Regions from separate parts of the Homo sapiens genome. Here region 2 is linked to region 1. Evidence: chromatin contacts called from ENCODE Hi-C data. All regions are on one chromosome and are shown on one strand. Each heading gives the region's core, a stretch centred on a gene start or an enhancer-like site at or near the end of the contact. The rest is flanking DNA. Distances are from core to core; before and after follow the strand shown.

Region 1 (5,071 bases), core at 1,798-4,297:
GCCGCCCGCCCGCGCCCTCCCCGCGCGCGGAGGGAAGGGGCGCGATTTACCTACGGAGTCTATCTCCAGGAGTCGCTGGAGGTCCCGGATGCTGTGGATCTGACTGCGGGCCAGCCTCTCGATCACCTCGCGGGGGATCTCGGCTTCCTGCAAGCAGAGGCCACACGGTCAGCGCCCGCGGCCCCGACCCCGCCGGCACGCGCCCCCGGCCGCCAGGAGCGCCGCCGCCCCGGGCCCGAGGAGACCCCGCGAGCGCCGGCCGCAGTCCCCGCCCCAGCCCCCGCGGAGCCCTCGCCCCGGCCCTGGAACCAGAAGCCGGGGGTGGGGCTGGAAGAGACCCCAAATTCTCCACCCGCATCCATGTTCCGCCCTTTGCAAAATCAAAGCCCCCCCCCCTTTATATTTTCAGACAAAAGCCCCCGCACTCCGGCCCCTCCACCCGGGGTGTCAGTTACAGAAGGTCTAGGGGGCAGCGAGGGGGCCGAAAGTTTCTGATTTAATAGTGAGATCAACATCTAGAAAGATCAAGTTAAAATGCGTCACGGGTCGGCGAGAGTCACGGCAGCCCTAACACTTTAATCCAGGCAGGGCTTAAATTTCACGCCCCGGAATCCCGGGCCGAACCCGTGGAGAGGTCTCTCCGTCTCACAAACACACGCACGCGCGCGCAGACACACACACGCGCACACACATCTCACTCACACACTCGCCCCACCCCGGGCTCCGGCCCAGCCGCGGCCCTAGCGCCGACTAAGACGCCCAAATCCAGCCGGCGGCCGGGAGAAGAAGCCTCCAGGGAAAGCGAGGGTTAAACTTCCACCTCGCGCAGCTCTCCGTGCCCTGCGGAGACCACCCTCACCTCTGGCCTCCCCCACTCCCCTCCCCGATTTTTAAGGAGAGTCGGGGGTCGCTGGGGAGCCTGAAGCACTAAGTTCCCACGACGGGGGCTGTGGAAAGTCATTCATCACAGCAAAGCTCCCGGGGATGGGGATGGGGATGGGGATGGGGGGGCGGGGACGCCGCGGTGGGAGGGTGCGGACGCCTGGCCCAGCCCCAGCTCGCCTCGCTCAGCCACCTGTAAGCAGGCCCGGGCGGGCGGGACTGCGCCGGCCCTGAGCCCCGCCGGGCTTGGGGACTGGGAACCGAGGGCTGCAGCTTGGCGCTGCCCACCCTGCCCGGCCAGGGGCTTCCGCAGCAGCCGCCCCTACCTATTTATCCGCCGCCCTTCTCTCCTCCCCAGGCTCCGCCGGCTCACACACACCCCCTTCCCCGCTCCCCGCACCCCGCTGCTGCAGCGCCCGCTGCGCCCCAGCTCCCCTTCCCCGGAGAGGACACTGCGCCCCCCGAAGTTTCTGCCCACTCGTCCACCTCGCTGCTCCCCGGTCCCCCCGAGGCAGAGCGACCGACGCAACACGCTGGAAACTCCCCACACACACTTAGGCATGGCAGAAAATAGAACCCAGTTGGGAAAATCTAAACATCGACCACCCTGGCAGGAACCAAAACGCTCTCTGCAGAGCCCGTGGCGCCCCAGCCGGCGGGGGGTGTGCGCCGGAGGAGCCGGCGCAGGGACGGGGCGCGGGGGCGGCACCAACCTCGGCCAGAACATGGGCGAGGTATCCGCAGCCGAGGAGCAGCAGGCAAGCCAAGGTCCTCATCGCGTCCCGAGGCGCTGGCTGCTCGGAGGAGAGGCGAGGCCGCGGGGCGGGCGCTCCAGCCGGTCTCCTGTGGCGGCGAAATTCAGTACCATCCCTTAGGGAGCGCGGCCCGGAGGAGGGTGGCGCGGGGAGCACGGAGCTGGCGGAGCGCGCCCGGCGCGAGCAGTGAGTGCGGAGAGGCAGGCAGCGCCAGCCAGGAGGAGGAGAAACAGGGAGTGCGCGCCCGCAGCGCGGGGAGCCTCCTGGGCCGCCGGGTAGGGGGTGGGGACGGAAGGGGCGGAGGGCGGGGGCTGGGCTTCTTCCTCGGTGCGTTCCCGGTGCTGGCCGCCGCCGCGCTCGCTCCCCGCGCTGGCTTCAGGAGCGACCCGGCCGGTAATTCTGCATATTTGCGGACATCAGCCCCAAGAAGAACTCCGGAGGGAGTCTGGGGCCGCCGCCGCCGCCGCCGCCACACCGATCACCTGCCTGGACGCCTGGCCCGGCCCCGGCTGCGAGCTGCGAGCCGCCCTGCGCGCCCACCGCCGGCCCCGCGCTCGCCTCCGGCCTCCTCTTGCAGCCGCCGCCCGGCCGGGCACAGCGCGGCCCAGCACCCCCTCCGCGGCGCGCCCTCGGCTCCGGCGCCGCGCTCCGCCCTCCGCTCGCCGGGGCCGGGCAGCGCCCGCGGCCGAGCCGCCTGGCAGCCACCACCCGCCGCCCGGGGCCTCGCTGCGCCGCCCGCGCGGGCCTGAGGGCGGGCGCAAGGCCGAGTCGGCGCCTCCGCCGCAGCCGCCGCCGGGAGAGGAGGAGGAGGAGTAGGCGCAGGCCCGGCTCGCCGGAGTTGGGCGGGCTCCGCAGGGCGCGCGTGTGGAGCCGGCCGGCGGCGGGGAGAGGGTTATAGCGCCGCCGCCGCGCCCCTCCCCCGCCCCCGCCCCCGCCCCCCCCCCCCGCCTCCCCCGGATTCCGGGCCTGGGACCCGCACCTCGGAAGCGCTCGGGGTTCGTGCGGACCCGGCAGGGCCCGGGCGCCGCCGCCGCGGCAGGGAGCACACACGCGCTCGCGCAAGCAGCTAAATCCATCAAAGCCCCGCGCCCGGCTCCGCGCCGGGGCTCCGCGCCCCTCCCTCGAGCTTGCCCACCCTCCAGTGCCAGCTGCAATCCTGCGGCACCGGGTGGGGAGGGAGGAGGCCGCCGCAGAAGCGCCGCCGTCGCCGGCTCGCCTCTCTCGGGCCCCAGCGGCGGCAGCGGGCAGCGCCCAGAGCTGCTGCGCCAAAAAGGGCCAGAGAGCCGGTCCCCGCCCCCGCCCCGGCGCTCCGGCCGCTCTCCACGGTTCGGATCCAGGGCCCCAGCCTTCCTCTCTCCATAAAAGGAGGGGGAGTCAGTCTTTGGGGAAGGAGGGGGGCGGGTTTGGGGCACTCACCTGGCGGCTGCCACGCGCCCCCGCCCAGGATCCGAGGCCTGGGGCATCTGAATGAGGACCCTCCACCCACATTTCCACTTGGGAGCGAGCTCCAGTCGGGGAAAGGGCCTGCAGCCCGCCTCGTCCCCACCCTGGGACCCCGCGCCCCCCAGTCCCCCACTCCCGCGCCGAAGGCAGGGCCGCGCCCTGAGCCGGGAAGTCGAGGGGATGGAAGGGAAAGGAGCCACCGGTGAGGGTCCCCCGGGTTCTGAGCCTCCCGCGTCGGGATCCGTGGGGCGCACAGAGCGCCACCTCCGGCCGAGGCGCAGCTCAGAGCGCGATGCGGGGGAGGAACGCGCGCGGAGGCCGAGGTCTGAGCGTGGCTAGACGGCTCCCACGCCGAGAAAGGGCGGGTGCGCCTGGGCTGGATGGATTTCGCCTCCCTAGACCAGGAGGGATTGGACCCTGACTACAGGTCCAGGTGCTCGTCAGTGCCCTGCCAGGGGGTCTACGCGTCCTGGTACCGGGTCCAGCGGGGTGGCGTGCTGTGCAGACCCCGAGGCTAGACGGCCTAGGCCCCTGGAGCCCAGGAGACGCTTCCTTGGGTGAGCAGCGGAGAATCCCGCCCGGCCCAGCCGTCACCCCCAACCCTGTCGATTAAACCCCTGCCCCCGTCGCGGTCGCCCTCCCTCCAGACAAAGGCCGTTAAGGCGCAGCCCCGCGGGCGGTCTTTCATCCCCAGCTAGGCCAGCTCTAGCATTTCAAAGGCCGAATCCGGAGAGCGCTTCGGGGGCTCTCCCCTTCCCCCAAATATTTGGGGAGCGACGCCTCTCCCTCCGCTCCCAGTGGGTCGCGTCTACACGCGCCCTTCCACACACCTGCAGGCCCCCTCCCCACGTCTCTCCCTTCCGTTGGCCGCAGCCCCACACCACGACCCCCGCGGTCAAGCATGCCCTCTGGGTGGTCAGGACCAAGCGGGACCGGGACAGAACCAGGGGAGCCTTGGAAACGTGGAGGAGCCCCTTAAAGCCAGGCCTTGTCCCTCCAGGGGGAACTTGCGGCTTGGGAGGGGACACCCACTGCATGGCTTCTGGAAAGAGCCGGACTCGCAGGGCCAGGACGCAGGCCGGACCCCGGCCTCATTCTTCGGCCAGTTATCCCGGAGTGGCGCGCATCCTGTCTTCCTGGGCCTCGGACTGCTCGCGCGCAGAGGGGGCCCGAGGACACCTCTGTGGGGTTAGAGGACTCGGTAAGACGGTGTGGAAGGCAAGGAGGAAGGTCGCGTTGTATTGGGGATGGGGTACCCGTCCCTCCCAGCTTGAGGGATCCTGGGGGTCCTCGCCGCCTCTGAGGGCCTAGATGGCTGCTTCCCTCGGCTCCCCTGCCCGGCCTGGAGCTACGGGTGCGCCCAGCTAGAGTTTAGGGCCACCTGGGGACGTGCAAGGGGCGCTGGAGCGAGGCGGGGGCTGGGGCGGGGCGTGGGTGCTTCACCCGCGGGGGACGCAGAGCTTAGGCGAAAGCGGTGCAGGCATCTCTCTAATCGCCGGCCGCTATTAAAAATAAAACCGCGACCCGTCGCCATGGCGACCACAACAACAGCGGCCGCGCGAGGGAGGCGAAAACTTGTGCAGCCGCGCGACAGCCGCCTTCTGGGGAGACTCGGGGCACGACGCACCCGGCGTGGGACTGGGACCCCCCTGCCCGGCCCCGCCACATTCTCCGCCGGATCCCCGGAAGACACAAGGAGACGTGGACCCCCACAGGCTTTTTTGGGGGGATTGGGCGTTGAAACCGCAGGGCTGACTTAACCAAGAGGTCACCGACTTGGATAAAAAACCCACGCCCGCGCGGACCCCCCTCCCCGGCCTTCGTTTCCATTCAAACTCCCAGCGTCCTCATTGCAGCCCCTGGGGAGGGGGACGGAGGGACGAGGTGGGTTTCAGGTGCTCGGCCCAGGAGGGGACGGTGCGACCCGGGCCCCGCCGGCGGGTTTTGCGCGCGGAGGCTGCGGCACCTGCCCCGCCCGCCCTGCCGCGATC
Region 2 (5,184 bases), core at 953-3,452, 1.0 Mb after region 1:
TGGGCGACAGTGAGATGTTGTCTCATAAAACAAACATAAATAAATAATTCAAAATTTTAAAAATTAGGCTGGATGCAGTGGCTCACGCCTGTAATCCCAGCACTTTGGGAGGCCAGGGCGGGTGGATCACCTGAGGTCAGGGGTTCGAGACCAGCCTGGCCAACATGGTGAAACCGTCTCTACGAAAAATACAAAAATCAGCCGGTGTGGTGGCGCACGCCTGTAATCCCAGCACTTTGGGAGGCCGAGGCAGGCAGATCACAAGGTCAAGAGATTGAGACCATCCTGGCTAACATGGTGAAACCCGTCTCTACTAAAAATACAAAAAAAAAAAAAATTAGCCGGGCGTGGTGGCAGGCATCTGTAGTCCCAGCTACTCAGGAGGCTGAGGCAGAAGAATTGTTTAAATCTGGGAGGCGGAGCTTGCAGTGATCCGAGATCGTGCTACTGCACTCCAGCCTGGCAACAGAGTGAGACTCCATCTCAAAACAGCAACAAGAACAAAAACAAAATTTAACCAGACGTGGTGGTGGGCACCTGTGATCCCAGCTACTCGAGGGGGCTGAGGCAGGAGAATCACTTGAACCTGGGAGGCGGAGGCTGCAGTGAGCCGAGATGGTGCCACTGCACTCCAGCCTGGACGACAGAGTGAGACTCCATCTCAGAAATAAATAAATACAAATTAAAAAATTAAAGAGATAATAAAAGTGTGTGATTAGTAACAAAAGCCTGCTATGGAAAGAATGCATTTGGGTTAGAGGAGCGACACCATGAGTAACGTAAAGAGTCCCGCGGAGATGGCCACAGCTTCTCTGGAGGCTCCCAGCGCATCCCAGGACCCCGAGTGCAGAGTGTGGGCCAGGACAAGGGAAGCACCTTTCCCATCCCCGGGGGATGTCTTTCTGCAAACATCCTGGGGACGTGGGACATTGTCGCTACTGCTGCTGTTGAGTTATTTCTTGGCACCTGTTTCTGCGGCCAGGTTGCAGGCATCACTGTGGCTAGCTGCCCCAGACGGCCGTGTGGGCCTTAGCAAGGAGGGGCCTCCCAGGTGGCCAGTGCAGAACCCGCAAGTGGGGGGGAGAGATGGCCCGGGAGGCTGCCCCCGCGCTCCACAGCAAGAGGCCACTGGGCTGCTGCCTAAATCCCCAGCCACATGGTGGTAAGGACGACACCCAGAAGATGCACAGACCTCCCTGCACTGGCTCCTGAGTCCCACCTGAGCCGAGAAAACAGGCTCCCGGGTCCCACCTGAGCTGAGAAAACAGGCTTCCCAGAACCCCGGGCAGATGCCATGGGTGTCCTGGGGGGCCCTCGGTTGCCCAGGCCTGAAACTCCTCTTCCTGCAGCGCTCAGAGGGGGGCGGGACTTGGGGACCCAGAAGCGTGGCAAGGGGCTCCAGACGGATCCCCTCTCCAGCCTGTCCTCCACCTGTGACAGGAAGCAGAGGCAGCTCCCTCAGGGGCCCGCCCCCACCTGAGGATCCCTCACAGGACTCCTTGGGCCAGTGGTGCCCTAACCCCATCCTGGGCCTGCTGTGTCCCCTGGCAACCACCAGCTGGGGCTTTAGAAGGGGGCTGGCCCCACCCACAGAGGCTGTGATCACTAGCCGCTTATCCCCATTTTTACATTGCTGGTTTGCTTGTTTTGTTTTTTTGAGACAGGGTCTCACCTTGTCACCCAGGCTAGAGTGCAGTGATGAAATCATGGCAGCCTCCACCTTCCAGGTTCAAGCCATCCTCCTGCCTCAGCCTCCTGAATATCTGGGGCCGCAGGCACATACCACCACGCCCGACTAATTTTTGTAATTTTTTTGTAGAGATGGGGGTCTCACTGTGTTGTCCAGGCTGGTCTGGAACTCCTGGGCTCAAGCGATCCTCCTGCTTTGGCCTCCCAAAGTGCTGGGATTACAGGCATGAGCCACCGTTCCCAGCTGGCCTTAATGTTTTTTATGTTTATAGAGACAGAGAATGGGGGAAGGGAGGTTTCGCTATGTTGCCCAGGCTGGTCTTGAACTCCCGGCCTCCAGAGATCTTCCCGCAGGGCCTCCCAAAGCGCGGGGATTGCAGGTGCGCGCGGGGCCAGCGGCCCCCCGGGCGGGAGAGGAGGGCGTGGCCGGGGGGCGTGGCCGCGGGGCGGGGAGGGGGCGTGGCCCGGGGGGCAGGGCGGTGTGACGCGCGCGCCGCGGATCCCGGAAGCGGTGTCAGATGCTGGGGAGCCGGGCGGGCGGGTGCGGTGGCGGCGGGCGGCGCGGGGGCACTTGTTGTTCTTCGCGAAGTCGGAGCCCGAGCGCCAGGCGGCGGCGGCGGCCGAGGGGAGCGCGACAGTGAGCGCCGGCGCGAGGACAGCGCGTGCCCGCGAGGAGCCGCCGCGCGCCCGCGCCCTCCGCGCGACGCCAGGTGAGGGGCGGTGGGGCAGCGGGGCCCGGGCCGCGGCGGGGACGGGGACCGGGGCGCGGGGCCGGGGCTACCTGGCCGCTGAGTCACGGCCGCCTGGGGGCGCGGGCCGAGGGTGGCGGGGTTGGGTGCGCGGGGCCCGAGACCCTCATGCGGCCCGCGGCGCGGCCCGGGCACCTGCCCAGGTGGGCCCCGCCCCGCAGGCCCGGGGGCTTCCCCGGGACGCGAGGCTCTCTCCCCTGCACGTGCCGCCCGGGCCATGCTTGCCGCGCCGGGGGCCCCAGGGCGCGGACCCCAGACCTGGGAGGACGAGGATCCACGCGGGTCGGCGGCGCGCATCGGGCCCGCGCCTTCACACCTGCGGGGGGCGGGGCGGGGCGGGCGCCACGTGCGGGCGGTGCGGGGAGGGCGCGGGCGCGTGGATTCTCCGCGGCTTCCGCCCCAGCGTGGCTTCCGCGTGCGGCCCCGGACTGCCCCCCGCGCTTCCTCCCGGTGACGGGCGGCGCTCTGGCCCAGTGGCTGGGGTCACGCGTGCCCGGGAACGGGGTGGGGGTAACCGGGTCTCCCCACAGGCGGGATCCTGGGACTGGTGTCGCTCTCAGCCGCCCACCTGCCAGGGTTGCTGGAAGGAAGGCCGTGGGGAGGCGGGAGGGGGGCAGGTGACAGTGGCCCCAAGGCTCGTCCCTTTGCTCACGTGTGGGGCAGGGGCTCCGGCCTCTTCCCGCTCCCACTGCGTGAGTTCTTCTGTGCCTCTGTCAAGTTCAGGAAACTGTGTATGTGCCCGTGACTGTGTGTGTCTGCGTCTGCACAGCCTCTAGATCCTGGGGGGTGGGACCAGGCGCCACCGAGAAACCCAGAAAGCCAGGACCCCGCCTGGCCTTGGCCCTTGACCTGGGTCCGCCTGGGACACAGCAGTGGCCCTGCACTGCATTCTCGCGCTCACACCGTGTGTGTCCGTGTTCGCGGGGCCTCCCGTGTCCCTCTCCTGGTGTCCTGCGTCCCTGAGCATGCTGTTTTCTTGCTTCTTAAGTAGCTCTTGTAGCTGAGGCAGAAATTAGATCCACTCACCATTCATTCACCAGGTGACCCACAGGCAGCCAGCCAATCTCTGGCCAGGTGCCTGGCCTTGGGAAGATCCTGAGACTCAAAACGCCCCCCACCGCCCCCCATCGTGGTCTAGGGGATATCTGTGTGGTTCGGCTCTGGCAGCGCCCTTCCCACCCCTCTGATTCTCCAGGGTGGGCTGCCAGGTCTCTTTACTGGCACTGAGGTTTCACCGTCACGGTGTGTTGTTGTAAGGGGTTCTCCAACACAGAGTGGGGTGCCCTATGCAGCTTCTCCAAACCCAATGTCTTCAGGGACATGGAGCATTAAAAGAGCCGTGGGCGGGGTCTGGAGAACATAGGTGGGCTGTGCAGGTGTCTGGGACACACCTACACCCTATTTGGGCGTCCAGTGCCATTTATGAGAACATCTCCCTTTCTTAGGTAACCCAGTAGGAATGTCTGAGTTTGACCTTGGGAGAGGGAGTCTGCTTTTAAAACTAGACCTCTCATTATTCCAAAATAAGACATTTATTAAAGCAGAAAAACCAGGCTTCTCCTGCCTTTTATCCTTGAACCGAGCCAGGGCTTTGAGGGGCTGGTTGCCCGCAGCGTCGACTCCCCAGGTGCTGGTAAACCCGGGAGCCAGCGTTTACCGAGGGTCAGGGTTGTCGGGGCGCCAGCCTTTGTGTGCACCCGGGAGGCTGCTGTTAAGGGAGACCGTCTTCCGGGCCACTTCGCTGTCTACAAGGCGTGTGCTTTCACCCACGGGGCTCAGCGATGGCTGCGTTTGTTTACAGTCTCTGGCAAAGCTGTTTGCCACCCAGACGGAGAAGAAGTTGTGCCTGTTCTTGTCCCAGCTGTTTCTGAGTCTAAAGGTTTCTGGAGTGGACTTTCTGGGTTTCGGGTCCAGTCCACACGGGAAATGGAAATCTGGCCAGCTGAGAGAGGGCTCCGTGTGGCCGCCTTTCAACAGTAAACAGTGACTCACCGCTCCGTCCCCACCCTCCCTGCTCTCCGCGAATGGAAGATGCCTTTCCCCGCTATTTATTTTTGCTTTTTATAAGTCACAGACTCGTCATGTTTCCGCTTTCCTACAGTTTCAGGAAACTGGGAGTGTCGTCTTAAAATCATAGAGTTTTAGAGCAGGTACAAGCGAACTTGAGTGGCCACATGCCCCACCCCCCGACCAGCTGCTGTAGATGAGGAAGCCCAGGCCATGAGGTCTGCTGGCCTGTCCCACAGGCCGGTGGGGTCTGGTGTAGAGCCTTCCTGCTTCTCCGCACTGTGCGTCGGGTGTCCTGGGGAAGGTATTGGGGTGGAGACTGCCCTCTCCCTGCCCTCCCATGCGGGGCCGGCTCATCTCGTACAGCGGGGGCTAGTGTGGGGTGTAGGGAAGACCTTCTCCCTGCTTGCAAGGAGCTCACCATGCCTTGGGGAGGCCCCCTGTCCCCAGAAGGATCTAGAACCAGGCCTTGGTAGAGGGTGCTTGCCTACGCGAGGAGGAGAGCAGTGGGGAGTGTTTCTGGAAGAAGCAGGGCAGGGAACCACGTGCTCTCTGCAGATGGTGATCAGAAACCTGAAACGGCATTGGGGTGGGGGAGTCGGGGTTTGGGAGGAACCCCCAAGACTTTTGACTGCCTGTGGGGCTGTGTGGGGGGCACCAGGATCAGGGTGAGGGCATCCCATTTGGCAAAGCTGTGGTCCAGACAGGAGACGCTGGAGGCCGGAGCCTGGGCAGGTGC

What was found. Hi-C counts contacts between places; a loop is a spot of excess contacts on that map. Pooled maps may share reads with other maps.
Region 2: a map of sigmoid colon shows a loop between it and region 1 (5-fold over the local background). The contact joins the promoter of MAFK here to the promoter of PDGFA-DT in region 1. A Hi-C loop is called at or near these places in 2 of 168 maps with a recorded cell type or tissue (ascending aorta and sigmoid colon) and 7 of 50 pooled maps.

The regions. Positions count from the first base shown.
Region 1 is chr7:517,344-522,414 of GRCh38, forward strand. It overlaps PDGFA-DT (PDGFA divergent transcript), which reads left to right and starts at 3,048. Exons shown (of 3, transcript NR_033963.1): 1 at 3,048-5,071. PDGFA (platelet derived growth factor subunit A) reads right to left here and starts at 2,503. Exons shown (of 6, transcript NM_033023.5): 1 at 1,596-2,503; 2 at 51-147. The coding sequence starts at 1,658. RefSeq lists enhancers at 1-372, 1,295-2,216, 4,061-4,982 and silencers at 1,473-1,562, 2,023-2,162, 2,443-2,532, 2,633-2,972, 4,638-4,717 and 1 more.
Region 2 is chr7:1,528,500-1,533,683 of GRCh38, forward strand. MAFK (MAF bZIP transcription factor K) reads left to right here and starts at 2,203. Exons shown (of 3, transcript NM_002360.4): 1 at 2,203-2,399. It overlaps LOC100128653 (a long non-coding RNA gene), which reads right to left. Exons shown (of 1, transcript NR_149036.1): 1 at 3,954-5,184. RefSeq lists silencers at 2,033-2,302, 2,793-2,922 and enhancers at 4,239-4,388, 4,314-4,608, 4,579-4,688.